Regions from separate parts of the Homo sapiens genome. Here region 1 is linked to region 2. A link is a contact called in ENCODE Hi-C or POLR2A ChIA-PET data. All regions are on one chromosome and are shown on one strand. Each heading gives the region's core, a stretch centred on a gene start or an enhancer-like site at or near the end of the contact. The rest is flanking DNA. Distances are from core to core; before and after follow the strand shown. Region 1 has its middle 92 kb from the start of NGF. Region 2 has its middle 69 kb from the start of LINC01765.

What was found. A loop is a pair of places that touch in the nucleus more often than their neighbours do. ChIA-PET counts read pairs that join two places held with the same protein, here RNA polymerase II (POLR2A). Pooled maps may share reads with other maps.
Region 1: a loop to region 2 is called in a map of mammary epithelial cell, with 1.9 times the contacts of the local background. The contact joins two enhancer-like sites. A Hi-C loop is called at or near these places in 2 of 168 maps with a recorded cell type or tissue (PC-9 and mammary epithelial cell) and 2 of 50 pooled maps. POLR2A ChIA-PET finds 5 or more read pairs at or near these places in 4 of 52 experiments (BJ, PC-9 and activated T-cell).

What each region holds. Positions count from the first base shown.
Region 1 is chr1:115,428,675-115,431,400 of GRCh38, reverse strand. No RefSeq gene overlaps it. Among named protein-coding and RNA genes, the nearest start is that of NGF, 92 kb to the right of the region's middle. Within about 2 kb of position 1,365, at least 3 of the 41 ENCODE cell types and tissues checked have a DNase peak (open chromatin) inside an H3K27ac peak, as active enhancers do; they include PC-9 and mammary epithelial cell, where a contact is called at or near this core.
Region 2 is chr1:115,166,917-115,169,650 of GRCh38, reverse strand. No RefSeq gene overlaps it. Among named protein-coding and RNA genes, the nearest start is that of LINC01765, 69 kb to the right of the region's middle. Within about 2 kb of position 1,415, at least 5 of the 41 ENCODE cell types and tissues checked have a DNase peak (open chromatin) inside an H3K27ac peak, as active enhancers do; they include PC-9 and mammary epithelial cell, where a contact is called at or near this core.

The sequences.
Region 1 (2,726 bases), core at 116-2,615, 260 kb before region 2:
CTCTTTACTTCTTCTTTTGAATTTAATTTAATGTTTAATTTTTGTGGTTCCATAGCAGGACTATTCTCTTTACTTCTATCTCTACCTCTTTTGAGATGTTGGAGACTCTCTCACTCCAGGAGTTCTCAATCCTGGGTAAGTTAAGAGAATAGAGCAGTTAGAGGTATAGGCTTTGGAATCAGAAAATCTGGGTTTTAGTCTTGGCTCTGTTTCCTCTTGGCTGTATGAAGGTAAGAAACTCATACTCTCTGGCCTTAGTCTTCTCACATGTGGAATGAAGCTAGTAGAAACACCTACTTCATGAGGTTATAGTGAGAATTCAATTAAAAAGGTACACAAAGTGCTTTCACGATGTAAGCATCCAATAGCTGGCCACTGTTGCTGTCATGAAGATGGTGCAAGACCTCAACGCTGTCGCCTTGCTCTTTCATCCCAGGAGTATGTGCTGCCTTACTCATCTGTCGGTGACTCATCATGTGTCCTTGGAAACCCAACTTAACAACCAATTAATCTTCTAACAATGCACACTATGACAGGAGACATTTATTGGTTAATCTGGATGAAACATATTAATGAAATTTTATGGCCATCCCCGATGTAAAAGATTTTTTAAAGACTCATTTCAAATTTCTCGTGTTGAGCTGATTTAGGATTTTATTTTATATTTATTTACAAGAGTATTTACTTTGTGGCAGTCAGTGGGTGAGACACTGGGCTTGCAAAGGTGAGCAAGATATGGCCCTTATTCTCAGGCAGAACACAGGGTAATGGGGAACAGGCATATAGACAAGGAACTGGAATAGCTTAGAACATTTGTGCTGGTGGAAGCATGACAAGTTTGCAGGGCAGACATAGGAGAGGGCCTAAGTCAGAACTGGGGAATAGGCAGGGAAGGGGGTTTTTGAAGACGGAACTAAATTTTAAGGTAGGACAGACAAAAAGGAAAAGAAAGTGTGTCTGGAAAGAGGGAATAGAGGCATAAAGAGAGAAAGAGAGAGGAGAGAGAGAGAAAGAGAGAGGGAAGGAGTGTGTATGTGTGTGTGTGTAACTTACAATAATGTGGTTTTGCTGGTTAGTGGATGAAAGACAGAAGTCACATCATAAAGGGGTTTAGATTTCACACACAAGAGTTTAGTCTGTAGCCAGTGAGTGGCTACTGGAAAATTTAAGCCCGGGGAGTTGTGGGGTGAAATTTGAGTTTCTGCAGGATCCTTCCAGGGATTGTGTGAGAAATGGAGAGTGGAGTGGACTGGAGACAGCTATAGCAGAGAATGGAGAAAGAGAATGGGAGGGGAGAAACAAGGCAGAACAGAGGGATAGTCACAAGACAGAAATGAATCAGCCTCGGTGATTGCTGGATATGGAGGTAAGAGAAAGTAAAGTGTTAAGGATGATTCTTGGTGTGTCAGAGAGGCCCAGCAAGCAGCTGATTGTGTGAGTGCAGCAGATTTTGATCTTTGCTTCCACAACAACTGTTATACTCTGAATGTTTGTGCCCCTACCCCCTCCCAAATTATATGTTGATATCTTACCCCCAAGGTAATGGTATTAGGGGTGGGGCCTTTGGGGGTGATCATGAGGCAGAGACTTCACTAATGGAATGAGTGCCCCTATAAAAATATTGCAGAGAACTAGCTAGCCCCTTCCATCATGTGAGGGCACAGTGAGCAGATGTCCATCTATGAAGGAAGTGGGCCCTCACCAGACACCAAATCTGCAGGCACTGTGAGCAATGAAATTCTGTTGCCTGTAAGCTACCCAGTCTGCAGTATTTTATTATAGCAACCTGCATGGACCAAGACAACAATCATCTCCCATATGACACTTTCCTTCTGCTTGAACCCCAAAGTATTCCATTAAAAGCAGAGATCACTTGATATTAGAAGGGTATAGACCCAACTCCAATGGATGACTTATGACTGGTCTAAATGACCTGTGCTAATCTCATTCCTTTTGGCCACTTCGTCACATTGTGGGCAAGTGACTCATCTGTTCCAGCTAATGAAGAATAAAGAGGGACTTTTGCCCATTTCCCCTTCTTCTTGCATGGAAGGGAGACATAACTTCCATATCCAACATATCTCCTTGCAACAGCCTACTTGTGACCACGAGCCAAGAGTGAGAGAAGGAAGTCAGTACACTAGGATGCTGGAGCACAAAGGGAGAACCTAGTCCCTGATGGCATCTTTGAGCACCTGAATAAATGCTACCATCTACTGCCTCAGAACTTCCTGTTAAGTAAGATAAAAATGGTTTGTTAGGTTAGACATTTGCTTTTTAAAGGATGGGATATATGAGGCTAATAAATAGCTCCAAAAGTAAGGGCTCAGACACAATAGACACATTGCTTGTTCTTGAGTGGCTGAGGCTGGATGTTACAGGTCACAGGTGGTGGAAAGCTCAGGGACACAGCCAATGGAGGCCCTGCTCTTCATAACACATGGCTCCCAAAGTCATCTTGGGCATAGAGTCACAGTTAGTCAGAGGGGGATGAGGATAGAGCTACTCTTTTGGGAGGTTTTACGGGCCAAACATATGACTCCCATTCACATTCCATTGGAAGAACTGGCCACATCTAACTGCAAGGCAAGCTGGGAAATGTATGGTAACCAGGAAACCATATTCCAGCTTCTATGAAAGGATGAATTTTGGTGAACAACTAGCAGTCTCTGTCACACACCTGTAAATTGAGTTTTATTTTTCTTATTTGCAGCTGAAAGAATTTG
Region 2 (2,734 bases), core at 166-2,665:
GAAAACAGTGGTACACATCCATACTCAAGGTGTTGAAAGGCCTGTATTTCTTTAAAATTTCTCTTCATCTTGTGTAGCAATTTGCCTTGTGTCTAACTTGGCATGGAGGAAAGATGATCCATTGGCTAGGGGTTAGAGGGCCTGAGAGTCCTAGTCCTAGCTCCACTCCTGATACACTAGATGACCTTAAAAAGCCATTAACTTTCCTGATACCATTTGTAAAGTGAGGGGCCTGAACCAGATGTTCCCTTAAGTCCCTTCCAGCACCAACATACTAAAAGCCTGAAAACACAAAACACTAAACCACGTCTAGGGATCATCTGGTCTAGTTCTTGGAAATTTAGTTTTTAAAAAAAAAAAAAAAAAAAAAAAAAAAAAAAAAAAAAGGAGAGAATTCCAGCTCCTATCTGTAACCTTCTGGAGACTTACTACCCATTGATAGAATTCCCTGTGGGAAATGTTTTGAAATAGTGGATAGTCTATAAAACGAAATTCTGGGGATTAATCTGCAATGAGGGCTGAAAATTTTCTGAGTGATTTTTCCCAAATGTATGAGAAATCTTTATCTAATTGAATGTGGAGCGTATTCTTTTCTGAAGCATCTTGTTTGCATTCTCAAAGCAGGGTTTGGTAGGAAAAAGAGCTTAGGCCAGATATTTTGCCACTTACTCATCAAGTTATTAGGGAAGATGCGCTGACAGCAACTAGTGAGTCACGTCGAGGTCATGTCATGTCTAAGTTTCAAACTATCTCCAAGTATTGCCACACACACATTCGCATATACCTCACCACCAGCACCATGAAACAGATTGTGAAAGAACTTCAGCCGCATCCATGAAGTGAAAGTGGGACTTTCTCCTGACCTCCACATCCCTGAGGAATCCGCTCTCACCACTGCGTACTTCTCTGATGGGAATCCTTGAGGTCATTTGGTCCCATCTTATACCTCGTAAACTCAGTATAACCTAACAGAAATGTCTCAACCTGTATCCCCAAACTTTACGTGAAAGAGACAGGGTAAAAAAAGACATGGAAACTTCCTTTGATTTCCAAATGCAGGAATTTTTATTACCCTGGAAAGGCACTTGGGGACTCTGAGTATTTTTATTTTTTCACAATGGCATTACCAGTAAAAATAAGAACACCTCCTACAGTGGTGCACTGTATATTTTCAATATTTTATATTTTTTAATCATTCAACATATATTGACAACTATGGTAGGTGGTAAGAGGGTATTCGGCGTCTATAAATTATCTATAATATAATGAAATAAATTATATAATTATGGTATATAAAAGGAGGATGTAATTAATTCTGCCTCGGGGTAGGGAAGTTGAGGAAGGTGAGTCTTAAATGATGAGTAAGAGTTGGAAGATGAGTAAGAACTAGCCAGAGGGTGAATGAGATTTGAAGGGCATTCAAGACTAAAGGGACAGGAAAATAAAAGGCAGATATGTGAGAGTTTATGAGGCATACTGGAGACCTACTAGCAGTCTATATGTGGCTAAAGCATAGTGTTCAATGCTAAAGGGGAGAGAATGGAGAGGTGGACGGGTAGATTTGGGCCTGCTTGTAAAGGCCTTAACCAACATACTGAGGACTACAGCTTTCATTCTTTAGGCAACAGGGAGGCAAAGATGACTGTGATCATGATCCAGTCTGTATTTTAGGAAGGTAATTCTGCTAGCAATGAAGAGAATGGATAAAGAGGGAGAGAAAGAAGGCAGAAAGAGGTCAAGATCTATTGCAATGGCTCAGGAGAAAAATGGCATATGTAAAAAAGATCATATTTTGCCATCATTATTTGTTTTTGTCTCCTTCTTTACCCCTCACACAGAGTTAAGTTTCTTGCACCCAAGTATCATGTCCTGTTCACCTTTGTATCCTAGCACAGAGCAGATTGCCTGTGCTACATAGTATAGGCATGCAATAAACACCATTCATAGGTGAATGCACAAAATGAGACATAAAAAGGGTAGTAGCAGTAGGGATATAAAGAAAGGGTAGATTCAAGAAATATTTTCTGAATTAGATTCTAAAGAATTTGGTCTAAGTAAAAGGGAAAATTCCAAAGTTCTGTATTGGGCAACTAAAATACAAGCATGGATCTTCAAAAACAGTTTTAATTTTCTTGGTTATTTTTTCGTTGAAAATAAAGTTTTCAACACTTTTTTCTTGCATTTAAAAATGCAAGAGTGGGAGCAGGTAAAGAAAGAAAGATAACAAGTTGAGTTAGGAAGATGTTGATTTTGAGGTGTCCATGAGCCAGGGTCCTAAAGTCCAGTGGGCAGCTGGAACTCTAAGTCAGGAGCTGCTAGGAGTTCACTGGCTGATTTTCACTTACGACCATTCATCGAGGCAGTTGAACCAAATTGTCCAGAATCCAGTTTTTTGTTGTTGTTGTTGTTAACATGGGCTGAAAAGTTTATTTCCAAAGAAAAAAGTAAACAAGAAAATTAAAACTGTTTTTAAAGATTCCTGCTTCATCACTGCTGAAACCAAAACAAAGACAAGAGAAGGAGCCAGGGATCAACCTCTGTATCTGAAGATGTCATAGTGAATTTCTCAGATCTTCAGACTCTCAATGGAAAGGTTCCCATGAGCACCATTAGTTGTCCAAGCATTAGTAAGCTGACTTACTTCAGAATGTAAAATATTCTAACAGGAAATTCTAACAGGAAACTCCAACATTCTTCCCTTTGTTTTCTTCCCATGCATTGCCACTGAGACCTC